Linked DNA regions of Homo sapiens: region 1 is linked to region 2. Evidence: read pairs that join two places in POLR2A ChIA-PET (ENCODE). Cell type or tissue: GM12878. All regions are shown on one strand. Each heading gives the region's core, and the rest is flanking DNA. Links, peaks and the distances in the headings are about the cores only. Region 1 has its middle 30 kb from the start of RAI14-DT. Region 2 has its middle 160 kb from the start of RAI14-DT.

Region 1 (8,336 bases), core at 42-8,041, 130 kb before region 2:
TTGGCCAATCCATTCATCAGTGTGAATGACTGGTTATCATATTCTGTTTTGACTGGGGAGGTGGGGAGAGGAGGGCAGTGATAGGGCTTATGTTAATACTGGTTACAAGCATAGCTCATCAGTGGCCTCCATTGCCTCTTTGCATTCTCTGCTCCTAGCCAGAGTTTCAGGGAGCCCACTACAGTATCTGATGAGTGAAAGAGAAGCAAAGAGAATTTGAGAAAAGATACAGGTATTTCTCTGATGAGGTGGAAGAACTCCCAAAGACGAACTCGGTAAGAGAGGGTCACTTTGCAAATCTTCATCCCTTTAAAATGTTCTTTCTGGTTCTGTGTGGTGGCTCATGCCTGTAATCCCAGTACTTTGGGACATGGAAGTGAGAGGATTGCTTGAGGCCAGTAATTTGAGACCACCCTGGGCAACATGACAAGATCCCATATCTATAAAAAATTTAAAAATTAGCTGGGCATAAAGGTGTGACCTGTAGTCCCAGCTACTCGGGAAGCTGAGGTGGAAAGATCACTTGAGTTCAAGGCTGCAGCGAACTACGATTATGCCACTGTACTCTAGCAAAGGTGACAGAGCAAGATCCTGTGTCTTAAAAAAATTTAAATTACATTAAAAATAAAATAAAATGTTCTTTCCTACCCTTAGGCAGTTTTGCTTGCAGAGTTTATATCAAAATCTTGTTTGGTCCTTTGTTTTTACAAAATTCAGTTCCCAGACATCAGTTAATTAAGATCTTACTGCCCTTATTTTTAATCCCATGCAGCTAGGTACTTAGTAAATGCTCAATAAATGCATGCCACTTAATCTCTTTACTTGGAAATTATGTTCTAGAAATAGCAGTAAATTATTGAGCTGCATTATTACTTTCCTCTCTACTATGGGCTTTTATGCCTCACAAATATTTATGGTTAACCAAAGAAAAGGAGTATCTAATGTGATTTTTTTGGTTTTCTCTGAGTGTATTTTAAAAGTCTGTTTAAATGTATGTGAAAGAAAGATATTTGATTAGAGGGTTTTGCTTGGAAAAATAAGGAGAAAATTTTTTTCATAGGGTCTCATTCACTTTCCACAAATGTTATCACTCTGGACTATAGGAAGAAACAGCTGCAATTGATATTTTGGTCAACCACTAAGAGAGGGACCAGGTTTTGGATAAAGAATTCCTGTCTTCTCTCAAATCCTTGCTAGCTGGGATGAGGAGGCCTGCCATCTACTTATGGAGCAAAGGGGTTTTTGAAAGTCTGAGCCTTTCCTGAGACTTAATGCCTCTGATGTTTCAGGCTGGCTTGTTCTGGAAAACATTGATTGTTTGTATCTACTGAGAACATTGAACATGCCACTCATTCTTTCTTAACTGTTACAAATTAATTGTCACAGAGCCTCTATTTCTATTGTGATCCTTTTCCAACCACTCTCCCCACCCTCCATACGGGTCAGGAAGTTAATTTTTGTTCTGGAAAAATTGTTTTTAGGGAATCACATTTAAACAGTCAGAGACAAGCTATCACAAGGTGATAGCAAGGTTGATGAATTCTGGCTCTGTGACTTTCAATTCCAGTGGCACCACTTGCTGGCTATGGGACCCTGAGCAAGCCAATTAGCCTATCTGAGCCTCAGTGTCTCATCTGTATAATGGGGCCATGGTTATAAAGTGCATGGTTCATTAGGGATTTTGTAAGGACTACGTGAGGGAATGCAAATAAAGCAGTCAGCCTGGTGCCTAACACATAAGAAGCCTTCTGGGCGTGTTGCAATGGTTCCAATCTATTATTGATCATCAACTGTACCACATTGGATGAAATATCTTTAGGAAGGAGATTGTTTCCTTTTTCCCTTTCTAAGACACAAGAGTTAATGAACGTGAAACACTGTGGCTGAAGGGCAATTTAGGAAAGGAAAAAGCCTCCGGATCTCATCATTCTAAACCTCTAAGTTTTATCCACACTTTTCTAAAGCTACTGTTAAGTCACTTGGCATTTCAGTGTAGCATGATATGTAATATTTTAAAAAGCAGAGAGGTTACCAAATGGGGGATTCTGTTACATATTTACATGTAATGTACAGAGAGAAAACCTTTGTTCTTTTTTAGAGGTTTGGTTATCTTCCTGGTTTATAAATCAATTTCCTTTTCCTATTCAAACCCAAACAGTTCACATTCCTGCATAACTTTATGGTTACTGGTGTCTCTGTGGAAACAACCACGTAGGAAGTGGTATTTCCCAGACTAAGAGCTTCACATTCAGTTTTCTTGGCAAGATGAGAGGAGGGTGTTTCAGGTCCATAAACCCCATAATTTTATCATGATCATCAGATAATAAGGATAATAACAGAGTTGTAAAACTTTAGAAGTTGAAGAACATTAGATTCCATCAAGGCCAACCCCCTCATTTTACACATGAGTAGGTACCTTATCCTTGAACCATGTTTTACTCTCCTAAAAGGGTTTTTACACAAATTATGTAATTTCCCTTCCCAGCAACCCTTTGAGGTAGTGAGAGGGTAGGTATTAGCTACCTCTATTTTGTAGACGAAGAAACTGAGGCTTTGGGAGAGTAAATGACTTGCTCACATTATGGAACGACTCAGTTGATGGGCATGTCTACATTTCAAGCTTCCAATTGCCTTGACAGTTCTCTTCATTGCAGCTTGATACATTGCAGGAGTTTGTGTGCCTACTGGGAACATAGATCTAGACCTCAGGTCTCCCAGGCTTGATATCTTTGGTCTTTGAAACTCTGTCATGTGCAGAATAAGATCCAAGCTCCTCAACATGGGATATGAGGCCCTCATGCTTGGCCTTTGCCCTCCTCTTCAGCCTCATCTTCTACCATGCCTAGTTTCCAATTTTTGCTCTAGGGACTCTAAGTGCCTTGGTATTTTCTATTCCTTCAGCTTGAAACACACTTCTAGCTCACTTTTTCACCCTAACCAATTTCCTTTGAGAATGAACTCAGCCGGGCATGGTGGCTCACGCCTGTAATCCTAGCAGTTTGGGAGGCTGAGGTGGGTGGATCACCTGAGGTCAGGAGTTTGAGACCAGCCTGGCCAACATGACAAAACCCTGTCTCTACTAAAAATACAAAATTTAGCCAGGTGTGGTGGTGGGCACATGTAATCCCAGCTACTCGGGAGGCTGAGCAGGAGAATCGCTTGAATGTGGGGGCAGAGGTTGCAGTGAGCTGAGATCACACTGAGATCGCGCCACTTCACTCCAGCCTGGGAGAAAGAGGGAGACTCTCTCTCAAAAAAAAAAAAAAAAAAAAAAGAATGAACTTGAGATACTCATCATTTTTTTTTTTTACTCTTTTGTAATAACGCTTAGCTTAAAACACAAACACAGAACCTGGGGGAGGGGCAGGAGTGTAAAAACAAAACAAGAAAAATACAAACCCATTGTGCAGAGGTACAGGTGTCTTCTTTCTTTATATCCTTATTCTATCAGCTTTTTTTCTATTAAGAACAGTTTTTTAAAACTTTAAAAGCTTTTTTTGTTAAAAATGAAGACACAAACACACACATTAGCCTAGGCCTACACAGGGTCAGGATCATCAATATCACTGTCTTCACCTCCACATCTTGCCTGACTGGAAGGTCTTCTGGGGCAATAACATGCATGGAGCTATCATCTCCTATGATAACAATGCCTTCTTCTGGAATCCCTCCTGAAGGAACTGCCTAAGGCTGTTTTGCAGTTAACTTGTTGTTTTTTTTTTAAATAAGTAGAAGGAGTACACTCTAAAATAACAACAAAAAGTATAGTATAGTGAATACATAAACCAGTAACATAGTCGTTTATTATATTATCAAGTATTATGGTATTATGTACTGTATAGAAATGTATGTGCTCTACTTTTATATGACTGGCAGCAAAGTAGGTTTGTTTACACCAGCATCGCCACAAACCCATGAGTAATGTGTTGTGCTAGATGTTAGGGCAGCTATGACATCATCAGTCGACAGGAATTTCCCAGCTCCATTATATCTTTTGGGAGCACTGTCATATACATGGTCCATCAGTGACTGCAGTGTTATTATGTGACGCCTGACTGTATGATTTTACGCAAACCTGATTGTTCCAGAGGTGGCCATTTTCTCCCGAGAGAGAAGACCAAAGAGATCTAAGAAGACAAGAGACACCATGTGGCTCCAGAGACACCAAGAGGAAAATAAACATAGAAAAGATTTGTCATTGTTCTTGATAACTTTACATTACCTGGTTCCAAACCCTAGTAAAGCTTCCGTGAGCTATGCCTGTATAATCCACAAATTCCCCTCTGGCAGTGGTGTGCTGGTAAAACAGCTCTTAAAAAGCAAACAAACAAATAACAAAGCCTTGATTTGTAGCACTTGCCAGTTTCCAAGATGTAAATACTCCCCCCATGATCTATTTTACGCTATTGTAACATCACTACATGTAGACTTGTGCATATATACTCATCTTTTGTGAGCTTACACGAGCTGGCTCTAGCACACCACTGCCTTAGGTTTAAGTTAAAGTGGGTGGGTTTCTGTCCCTTGATCCAAATGTCCCACTATATATCAAATTAAGGTACCATTGATTGGCTGGTTTATTTATCACCAAAAAAGAAAAACACCACTCTGCCCATTAAACTGTGATATAATGCTTTAAGAACAGTCCTGCTCGTGCATGAAATTAGTGCCACCAGCCTTTGCTCATTTGATACTTCCCTGTGTATATTCCTCTGGGTTTGGCAACTTTCCTGCCTTTAGCTGTGTTGCTTAGTGTGTGATAGACAATTCTTTTTTTTGGTATCTTAGTAACAAAATATAACACAGCTTCACATACTTGTGGGTATCTTCTCTTCTTGATTCTATTAAAATACTTGTGACAAATACACAACTCTGGTCATTCCTCCATAAATATCTGCTTTGTTAATATCCAATGTAAGCTCCTTTATTCCTATACTTTTCTGTGTAGACTTTTTTTTTTTGCTGTAACACCAAACTATATCTAATGTTTTTGAAGATATTTTAAATGGCGATTAAACTCCACTTGCGTAGTACTAATGTTGCAAATAACTCAAATGAATTGATGACAAAATGACCGAATTTACCTGTGTGCAGGTAATGACAATCAGAGCTATGGCAAGTCTCCATCAATTATGGGATGAATCCCAGTTTTAGAGATGTTACAATGTGGAAAAGAAAGTGCATCTCATAATCGGTGAAATATGGTAATCTCTGCTATGGAAAATACCTTGGCTCAGCTATCACCTCCTCCAGGGAGCCTGTCCTAACAATCTTCCAGCACTCCCTCTGAGTTGGGCTCAGTCCCACACCTTGTGTTCCTGTAGCTTCCTGTGTATATCTGTATCTTCCCACTTAGCATGTGGTGGCCTAATTACCTGTTTACCTGAGGAATGTATCTTGGAGAACTCTTTGGGTTCACGGTGCCTGGAACTGTGCCTGGCACATCATATCGGTCCTCAGTAAATGCTTGCTTAATGATTGACTTGTGAATCCTATGAGAGATGGATGATCTTTCGCTTTCAGACCAGCAGTGTGCACACTTCTGAGCAGGACAACCCCTGTCTGTCCAGGGCCTCTTCTGCAGCCAGCCACTCTCAGACCATGCCTACCAATGATATTAAAACACAGCAGTCCACTGTTCCTCTTATTTATACTCTCCCCCATAATCTTCACCTTAGTTCAGGCTGCTATAACAAAAATACCATAGAACCAGTGGCTTAAACAACAACAAAAAAATATTTTTCACAGTTTTGGAGGCTAGAAAGTCCAACATCAAGGTACTGGCCAATTTGGATCCTGGTGAGGGCTCTCTTCCTGGTTTGCAGAGGGCTGCCTTCTTGCTGTTTCCTCATGTGGCAGAGAAACAGGTGATTTCTTTCATATCTCTTATTTAAAAAAAAATTGGCCAGCACGGTGGCTCACGCTTGCAATCCCAGCACTTTGGGAGGCTGAGGTGGGCGGATCATGAGGTCAAGAGATCAAGACCATCCTGGCCAACATGGTGAAGCCCCGTCTCTACTAAAAATACAAAAATTAGCTGGGCATGGTGGCAGGCTCCTGTAATCCCAGCTACTCAGGAGGCTGAGTCAGTAGAATCGCTTGAACCCAGGAGGCGGAGGTTGCAGTGAGCCGAGGTTGTGCCACTGCACTCCAGCCTGGCGATAGAGCAAGACTCCATCTCAAAAAAAATAACAAATAAATAAAATAAAAATAAATAAATAAATAATTAAAAAATTGATTATATATTAGTTGTACGTATTCATATCTCCTCTTTTTGAGACAGGGTCTCACTCTGTCACCCAGCTGGAGTGCAGTGGTGTGATCAGGGCTCACTGCAGCCTCAACCTCCCAGGCTCAAGTGATCCTCCCACCTTAGCTTCCCAAGTAGCTGGGACCACAGGCACATGCTACCACACTCAGCTAACTTAAAAATTTTTTTTTTTTTTTTTTGAGACAGAGTCTTGCTCTGCTGCCAGGCTGGAGTGCAGTGGCGCTATCTTGGCTCACTGCAACCTCTGACACCCTGGTTCAAGCAATTCTCCTGCCTCAGCCTCCTGAGTAGCTGGGATTACAAGCATGTACCACCACACCCAGCTAATTTTTGTATTTTTAGTAGAGATGGGGTTTCACCATGTTGGCCAGGATGGTCTCGATCTCCTGACCTTGTGATCCACGCACCTCAGCCTCCCGAAGTGCTGGGATTACAGGTATGAGCCACCACACCTGGCCAAAAAAATTTTTTTATGGAGAGGAGGGTCTCACTATATTTGCTCAGGCTGGTCTTCAAATCCTGGGCTTAAGTGATCCTCCCACCTCAGCCTCCCGAAGTGCTGGGATTCCAGGTATGAGTCACTGCAGCCGGCCTCATGTCTCTTCTTATAAGGGAACTAATCCCATCATGAGGGCTCATCCTTCACAACCTAATTACCTCCCAAAGGCCCCACCTCTTAATAGTATCACACTGGGAAATAAAGCTTCAATTTATCGACTTTGTGGAGATACAAACATTCAGTCCACAGCACCCATGATGTGAGAAATCAAGTCAAATTAAAATTATAATGGGTAATAATGGCATTGCGATGTACTCCTCCCAGATAGCTCATGACATTTTAGGAGGAAGTTCGAATGAGCTAACTCACAGAAAAGAGCCTTGGGAAGAACTGCAGGCTGCTGTGAGAAAATCTGGAGCCAGCATGCTCTTTTCAAGGTCTACCACTTAAATGGTTGTCTGGGTTCACTTTATGCTCTCATTTGGGGCCACGATGTACCAAGTTAAGTTGTGAGAAAAGCCTGGATCATTTTGGGGCTTCCAATCTTCCCCTTTGGGCTCATTTCTTCCATTTTACATGCTTGGGTTGGGCATGGGACCAGCATCCTGAAAATGCAGGTGGGCTTCCCCAACTTGTGGGGGAGGCCCGAGAGGAAAGCAAGTTTCTCATTCTCAAAACCCAACTCAAGTCACCATGATACCTTTCATGTTTATGGTTTCCTTACATGAGGAAACTACTCAATCTCTTCCAGATCTTAAGTCTTACTTTCCTTCATGAGGTTATCTCATTTCCCTCTATTTATTTTCAAAATCTCCAAAAATAAAAGTTACTTCTAATATTCTCTTTTCTCACAACACTCTTCCTCCACACATTGCTTTAACTTCCATGGTCTAACCTAAAATAGAAAAGTTAAAGAAGGAAATACTAGTTGTCGGTATCAATTAAACAAACAGCAATTTAAAAAATTACAATAAAGATTTTCTGGTTTTGGTGACTTGCACCCTAAAATATTGGAAGGAATATCAAAGGATTGGAAAGTGGGGCTCAGTCCAACTGCTGGTGTCTGGGATTTAATGCTCAGACAGAGGTGGGTGGGGGAACCTCTTCCCTGCTTTGCAAAGGCAGAAATAATTCTCTGGTAACTCTTCTACAGGGAAGCTCTGTGGATAAGAAACCTCAAGAATGAAACACTTAATTATAACCAAACATGGAGCAAACAAAGAAACAAGAACTGAGTTGGGCTGTTTTATATGAATCCTGCCTACGAAAGGAGATTGCTCCTTCCAAGTTTTGTAAGAGATCAGTGACAAGCTGGAATTTTTCATTTCTGGGCTCAGTGAGAAGTTACATTTACAGAACCAACTTCATTTATGTTTTAAAAGCAAATAAGTTTAGGCTTACCACCCTGGTGAGCTCTGAGGCTGTTGAATATTCTGGGAACTTTCATATTGATAGAATATCATGACTGGGGGAAAATATTACAGTCATTTTCCTAACTCTAATAGTTTCCATCCCTAACCTCAAAAAGGAAGGTGAAAAATGATGAATGGGTGTGATGAGGATGTT
Region 2 (8,336 bases), core at 267-8,266:
ATTAGACATTTGTGAAATGTGCTATGGGGTTGTATTAGTCCATTCTCACACTGCTATAAAAAGCTGCCTGAGACTGAGTCATTTATAAACAAAAGAGGGTTAATTGACTCATAGCTCTGCATGGCTGGGGAGGTTTCAGAAAACTTACAATCATGGTGGAAGGCAAAGGGGAAGCAAGTACTTTCTTCACAAGGCAGCAGGAGAGACAGGAAGTACCACACTTTAAAACCACCAGCTCTGGTGAGAACTCACTCACTATCACGAGACCAGCATGGGGAAAATCACCCCCATGATCCAATCACTTCCCACCAGGTCCCTCCGTCAACATATGGGGATTACAATTTGAGATGAGATTTCGGTGGGGAAGCAGAGCCACATCATATCAGGGGCCCTTCTCAAAATGAAAACATGAAGCTCCCCTACTTGATCATTCTATTTCCTATGGCTGTTTTCCTAAAGATCGGCCCTTTTTTCCACTTTACTTTGAGAACCACCAAACAAAATTGAGTCTGGCCTGACACTGCGTACCCTTTTCCCTTGCAACCTCATCTCTTCATGTGCCCTTTGCCCTCTGATGACTCTAACCTCTTTCGAAGGTCCTTGAATTCACTAAGATTTGTTTACTCAAGGGCCTTTACTTTTGCAATTTTCCCTGCTTGGAGCAATCTTCCTCCTTTCTGTTCCTTCTGCAGAGAAGTCTACCCTGACTCTCAACCAATGTGAAAAATCCCCTTGCTCTTTCCTGGCTTTCTTTCAGAGTGCCGAGCACAGTCTTCATTTCTGGATAGTCTATTGATTAGCATTTATCTGCTTGAAAGGCAGCCTAACTGTAGCATTTGAGGGCCTGAGTGCTGGAGCTAGACTACCTGGATTTAAGCGCTTCCCAGCTGTGTGATCCCGGGAAAGTTATTTTAATGTCTGGTGCCTCAGTTTCCTCATCTGTAAAAATAGAGATATTAATATCACCTACTTCATAGGGTTGTGGAGGGGATTAACTGTTTATATTTGTAAAGTGCTTAGAGCAGTGCTCTGTGCATAGCAGAGATTATGCGAGTATTACATAAATAAAAGAAATAATACCTGTTTCCTCCACGATACTGTGTGATCTATAAAGAGGAGAACTGTATCTGTTCTTTCACTGTAGTGGTTAGCACAGTGCCAGGCCATGTTATTGTTGTTGTTGCTGTTGTTTTACATCCAGCGAGTATTAAATATTTGCCAAATAAATGAATAAAGAAATAAATAACTGAGTGATGTTCTAAATTGGAGTGGGAGTAGAACAACGTTGCAACATCTCAGGGTTTCAGAAAATATTATTTAAGAAGTAGAAGGCTGGGTGCAGTGGCTCATGCCTGTAATCGCAGCACTTTGAGAGGCCGAGGTGGGTGGATCACCTGAGGTCAGGAGTTCGAAATCAGCCTGGCCAACATGGCAAAACTCTGTCTCTACTAAAAATTCAAAAATTAGCTGGACATTGTGGCACATGCCTGTAATCCCAGCTACTCAGGAGGCTGAGGCAGGAGAATCACTTGAACCCGGGAGACAGAGGTTGCAGTGAGCTGAGATCGCGCCATTGCACTCCAGCCTGGGCAACAAGAGCAAAACTCTGTTTCAAAAAAAAAAAAAAAAAGAAGTAGAAGTTTCTAGCTCCATTGGGAGTTGAATTCCTGCCTGTGGGGTTTGTTGGAACTGAATCTTCCATGACAAAGTGTGGGACTGGTGTGGACCATCAGTAGAATCATTGCTTCCCCGCTTCTCCTTGCTTCCCCGCTTACAGTAATTGCCTCCTCTTGGAGAACTGCTAGGTCTCAGACCACCTAGGAAGTGGAATTGAGACCCTGTGAGACCGATGCACAGGCTCCCACCCATGTGGAAAGCTGCAGCCCTGATTAGGTGTTTGGCTGGCTGACCCCACCACCCTTGGGACCGCGGTTTCCCTGAGTAGCTTGAGCTCTGGCCCTGGTCACGACTCAGGGTTGTTCTGACCCTCTCAGAAGAGAATTTTCCAAAACCCCAAACAACGACAGCTTTATGGGCCAGCTGCACTCTGTTCCCTTTGAGAGGCAACCAGAGCTCTTAAATCACATGAAAAACACATCCAAGTTGTGCTGTGGGGACTCACATCAGGCAACTGGCTGCTCTACTCAATTCTTGTCCAACACTAGGTCTCCAAGGAGCCATTTGAAGCCCAGTCAAATAGACCTCGATCACCCTGGCTGGCTGCCAGAGCCTGATGGTCCTCTGCCTTCAGAGCCTCTGCAGCGTGAGCGCTGGACAATTTCCTGTGGCCCATGGTCTCCCCAGCCAGGTTAACGTTCAGCCTCCCTGTCTTCTGGATCCCACCTTGTTTTTCTGTTTTGTTTGCTGAACGGCCTCAGGGTTTCCCCTTTCCTGCTCCAGCCCATCTGGAAGTCTCTTTATTAACAGTTTATTTGCAAGCTCATGGTGGTCTATGAACTTGTCTGAAATTTCCTGGAAAAGAAACAACTGCTTGAGTCCCAGGGGAACCTTCTGTCAGTCTCTCCTCAGACAATTCTGAGTGGCTATTCATGTGGTATGTGGCTACTCCTCCCCTTTCACCCACCCCCACACACCTTGAAAACAGCCTCCAGCTCCAATAAAAACATTTCAGAAGTCCTGACAGAGAGCAAAGACTGCGTTCTACTCCTAAAAGAGTGTAGCCTGCAATGGTACCGAGTATGTGGGGGATGCCACCTTCTAGGTGGGCTCTTCAAGGATAGTTTGAGGAGAAATCCTAGGCGAGCCTTTTAGAAGCTATTACTTGCCGTTTGTTGGCTTGTGAGCGAGAATTTCTAGCCCCGCCGAGGTTTGGTTGTGAGAACCAAGCCGTGAGCTGGGGAGGAGGGGAAGGGACCGATGCTGAAGATCTGCTTCCTATTTCTCCTATTCCTCCCTGCCTTCCTATTTCTGCCCACTAGGATGAGCGGTCACTCCGAGCTCTTCCTCTGAGGGCACTCCAGAGCCTGGCAGCCAGCTCCCGAGATTCCCTCCCTATGCAGCTTCTTCAGTCAATCACCTCTCGGTCCTTGGCAGCAGCATCCACTTCCCACAGGAGGCCCCGTCCTGAAAGAGAGGGAGCCAGGCTTGGCTTCTGCCCCCGTGGTAGGCCTTGGGTAGCAACACACTTGCTAACACCCCCACTTTCAGGCAAATCCCATGTAACTACTCAACAGACCTTGCATTTTCTTAAGGCGAAAGGTACGAAACACAACTTAAAATGCTGATGGCTTTTGACTAGGAACAGAACTCAGAAATGACCAGTTTGCAGGTGTTCAGGTTTTCTTAAGCCACAGTAACCTGCCCTCCAGTGAAATCTTACTGAGAAGCCCATGGGGGTGCCCGAGAAGTGGGGAAGGGTCCAGGCCCCACAGACTCGCTCCCTGATCCTCTTGGTAGTTCCTGAGGTTCTCATGCCAAATGCCTAATATTCTCTAGAGCCCACTTTGAAAGTCACTCGTTTCCATGGAGCAAAGTGTAACTAACTTGAGAACCCAAAGGACTCGCCCAAGGTAGGTGTTACTTGGAGACCTGGGCACAACTGGACCCCAGGTCTCTTAAAATCAGGTTTATGCACTTAGAGAAATTCTGCTAAATGTTTTTTCTCTCTGTCTCTCAATACACACACACACACACACACACACACACACACACACACACACACACACACGGAGTCTTACTCTGTTGCCCAGGCTGCAGTGCAGTGGTGCAATCTTGGCTCACTGCAGCCTCCTCTTCCTGGGCAATCCTCCCACCTCAGCCTTCCACATAGCTGGGACTACAAGTGTGAGCCACTATGCTGGGCTAATTTTTGTATTTTTTGTAGACACAGTGTTTCGCCATGTTGCCCAGGCTGGTCTCGAAATCTTGGGCTCAAGTGACCCACTCACCTCAGCCTCCCAAGGTGATAGAATTATAGGTGTGAGCCACCACACCTGGCCTTAATGTGCAATTTATTAACCACATTTGGTTTAGAGTTGGTCCTATGGTGAAACGGTTCAATGCTCATCCCTCTTCTGTTTTCATTAGTTTAAGTAATTGTTCTTGGTCGGCATATTAGCCAGCCAGGGCTGCCAGAACAAAGTACCAAAGGTTGTGTGGCTTAAACAACAGGAATTTATTTTCTGACAATTCTGGAAGCTAGAAACTCAAGATCAAAGTCAGTGGGGTTGGTTCCTTCTGAGGACTGCCTCATTGATAGATGGCCGTGGTTTTCTCTCTGTAATTGTCTGTGTTTAACTTCCCTCCTCTTATAAGGACATCAGTCATATTGGAATAGGACCCTTCCATATGACCTCTTTTTATCTTAATTACCTCTTTGAAGTCTCTATGTCCAGATATATCACATTCAGAGGTACCAGCGTTTAGGACTTGAACACATGAATTTGGAGGGGGTGAGACCCAGTTCAGCCCATGACTAAACCTCACCTTTTCTTCCCCTAGTGATTAATTCAAAGAGAGCATATGGAAACTATATTCCCTGAATTCTTGTACATTCAAAAACATCGTACTATAGCTTTCTTTTTAGGTTACTTTTTTCTCTTGAAACCTGGAAGGCATTGTGCTATTGACTTCTAGTCTTGTAGGTTGTTATGGGGAAAGTCTGAGGCCAGCAAAATGTTTTTCCAGCTCCAACTGCGGGACACATGAAGGAGGTCACATCCAGAGACACTCAAAGAAGAGGAGGACTACAGCCTCATGAATGACCCTGAGGGAGACCACCCAAAGAACTGTCTGACTGAACACAGCCCAAACTGCTTACCCACAGGGTCTTTAGCCAGTAAAATAGTTGTTTTGAGCCACTATGTTGTGGGGATGGTTTGTTACACAGCAATTGATAACTGACACACAGAGCTAGCAGGAATTCTCCCTGGATCACTGTGCTGTTTCTTATGACTTGGGGTTGTTTGGGTGGGTGAATAGTTTAGCCTGTGTTTCTCTCCAGATAATTGACAGCAGCTGCAGAGTTACTCATAATGCAGTGTGGAAACGCTTGCTTCCTCCTGTCTCCCAGATAGACTGCTTCCTGTGCATATGTGAATCTGAATCTGAGTGAATCCTCTCTCAGCACCACATTCTCAACTTCTCACAGGGGCTAAACTTGGCTCCTACTCTCTGGTGTCCCCCACCTCTCTCAGCTCCTCCCTGCCTTCCTGTTTGACTTGCAGTGGGTTTGGCATTCTTTCATCAGATATCGCAGTTGGGGTTGCAAATATTACATAGGTTTATCACACATAGGGCTGCATTTCTGTTTCTTGATTTTTTTGGGGGGGATAGGAGGGTGTGAAAAAGAGGCACTTCTAGGTTTGCTGTGACATTAAAAAATATTAGGATAAAAAAATTTTAAAAATATTAATCTGTTCAGGCTGCTGTAACAAAATACCATAACCTAGGTGGCTTATAAACAATAGAAATTCAGTTCTGATGGTTCTGGATGCTGAGAAGTTCAAGACCAAGTTTCCAGCAGGGTCCGTGTCTGCTGAGCACTAGCTCTCTGGTTCAGAGATGAACTTTTCACTGTGTCCTCATGCTGTGGAAGAGGTGAATAAGCTCATTTGGACCTCTTTTATAAGGGCACTAATCCCATTCATGAGGGATCCATCCTTTTGACTCAATCACCTCCTAAAGGCCCCACTTCTTTTAACTGCCATATTGGGGATTAGATCTCAAAATATGAATTTTGGGGAGACACTAACGTTTGAACCATAGCAGCGGCCAACATAAGATTGTCAATTTTTTAATATAAGAAGATTTAAAAAGAGCAGCTGTGGCCAAACAAAAATATGACAAAAAGCTCATCATCACTGGTCATTAGAGGAATGCAAATCAAAACCACAATGAGATACCATCTCATGCCAGTTAGAATGGTGATCATTAAAAACTCAGGAAACAAGAGATGCTGTAGAGGATGTGGAGAAATAGGAAACTTTTACACTGTTGGGAGTGTAAATTAGTTCAAGCATTGTGGAAGACAGTGTGGCGATTCCTCAAGGATCTAGAACCAGAAATACCATTTGACCCAGCGATCCCAATACTGGGTATATACCCAAAGGATTATAAATCATTCTACTACAAAGACACATGCACATGTATGTTTACTGCTGCACTATTCACAATAACAAAGACTTGGAACCAACCCAAATGCCCATCAATGATAGACTAGATAAAGAAAATGTGGCACATATACACCATGGAATACTATGCAACCATTAAAAAGGATGAGTTCATGTCCTTTGCAGGGACATGGATGAAGCTAGAAAGCCTCATTCTCAGCAAACTAACACAAGAACAGAAAACTAAACACTGCACGTTCTCACTCACAATTGGAAGTTGAGCAATGAGAACACATGAACACAGGGAGGGGAATATCACACACTGGGGCCTGTCAGGGGGTGGGGGACTAGGGGAGGGACAGCATTAGGACAAATACCTAACATAGGTGATGGGTTGATGGGTGCAGCAAACCACCATGGCACGTGTATACCTATGTAACAAACCTGCGCATTCTGCACATGTATGCCAGAACTTAAAGTAAAATTAAAAAAAGAGCAGCTATTTTTCATTATCATCACCCTTTCAGAAAAGAAATCCATTATAATACCTTATAATTACAAGTCTATAAACTCAGAAAAAAGGATAATCCTTCTTAAGAGAGAATTAAGATATAATGTACTTTAATATTTGTGTTTATGGGAAATACTAATGGATGGAGACGCAGAAAACTTGCAATTTAAAATTAGATTTCACTGAGTGCAGTGGCTTAGGCCTGTAATCCCAGCACTTTGGGAGGCTTAGGTAGGAGGATCCCTTTAGCCTAGAAGATTAAGACCAGTCTGGGCAACAAAGGGAGACCCCATCTCTCTTAAAAAAAAAAAAAAAAATCACAAGGTCAGGAGATCGAGACCATCCTGGCTAACACGGCGAAACCCTGTCTCTACTATAAATACAAAAAAAAAAAAATTAGCCGGGCGAGGTGGCGGGTGCCCGTAGTCCCAGCTACTGGGGAGGCCGAGGCAGGAGAATGGCGTGAACCCGGGGGGCGGAGCCTGCAGTGAGCCGAGATCGCGCCACTGCACTCCAGCCTAGGCGACAGAGACAGACTCGGTCGCAAAAAAAAAAAAAAAAAGTAGAGCCAGGCACAGTGGTGTGTGCCTGTAGTCCCAGCTACTCAAAAGGCTGAGGTGGGAGGATTGCTTTAGCCCAGGAGTTCGAGGTTGCAGTCAGCTATGATCACGCCATTGCACTGCAGCCTGGGTGACAGAGCAAGACCCTGTCTCAGAAAAAAAAAAAAAAAAAAGATTTTACCCAATTTCCCTTTGACTAGTCTGTCATGAAAGTGAGACTACAAACTGTAAAAGAACGTTAATCTTCATGTTTAGGAAGAAACTCATCTCTCTCCTTTCCCGCACAAAGTCATTTTTAAATTATCTTAAGGTAGCGATGATTTTGATGCTCCATCAGGTTCCACTCTTTTTGATAAAATAGTTAACCGTAATAATCTCCTCTGGCTCAAGCCGTTTCTGACTTTAGGCCCTGTAAGCGCTCTGGACAAGCTCTATTGTTTATATGGAGCAGCAAATGGGTTGGAGGGTATTTTGAAGTTAGAGCAAGCATTTGGCTGCAGAACTAAGGTCACCAGCACTCCACCATCTTTATTTGTCCCCCATTTACCCCGTCGCTGCCTGGCCCTGTCTGCAGACTGTGGTTTCCGGGACACATGGGCTAAGCCTGGCAGCACAGGGCCGCAGATTCTCAAAGCTTTACCTCTGGATTCAGTCACTAGAAAGCTGTGCAGATGGTGTCACATCTCTCTCGAGCACTTAGTGGCTCTGGAGTAAATATTTGTGGGATAATAAATGAACAGTTTACTGCAGGACTCGCTGAAGTCTGCCTAGGGCCACATCTTGAGACAGGCTGCCTGCTCCCGCTGTCCCTGCCATCCCCCCAGCGTCTGGCTCACCCACGGTCTATTCTGCATGTCTGCTGCATGCATTCAGCTTAGAAAAAGCCGACTCCCAGAGGGCAGACACTAATATGAGTGCAATTGAGGATACTTTTTTCTTCTTTTCAGAGAAAATGAATGAGGAGTCATTCAGAAGCCTAAGGAGAAGATCTAGGAGGAGCTGATAGAAGAACAGCCAGTGCTGCTGAGGACTGGCTACTGTGAAGGTTGTGCAGTTTGGTGGGAGCCCTGGGGAACTCCCTTCTATCCTGTGTGTGATTGAAACCCTCACCCCACAATAAACACACACACAAACACACACACAGACACACACACATACAAATCCAGAGAAATGCAAAGCCTGCTCTTGCTGGGT

The links. Peaks named below come from ENCODE experiments on the same cell type or tissue, not always from the same donor. Only the 100,000 strongest peaks of a DNase experiment are listed, where the experiment ranks them.
Region 1: POLR2A ChIA-PET joins it to region 2 with 7 read pairs; 2 of 35 experiments call an interaction of 5 or more read pairs at or near these places.

The regions. Positions count from the first base shown.
Region 1 is chr5:34,621,864-34,630,199 of GRCh38, reverse strand. No RefSeq gene overlaps it. Among named protein-coding and RNA genes, the nearest start is that of RAI14-DT, 30 kb to the left of the region's middle. In GM12878, for the core only: no CTCF peak of the experiment used is centred there; no DNase peak of the experiment used is centred there.
Region 2 is chr5:34,491,052-34,499,387 of GRCh38, reverse strand. No RefSeq gene overlaps it. Among named protein-coding and RNA genes, the nearest start is that of RAI14-DT, 160 kb to the left of the region's middle. RefSeq lists enhancers at 80-229, 7,899-8,336. In GM12878, for the core only: no CTCF peak of the experiment used is centred there; DNase peaks (open chromatin) are centred at 3,998 and 5,090; H3K27ac peaks cover 1,143 bases.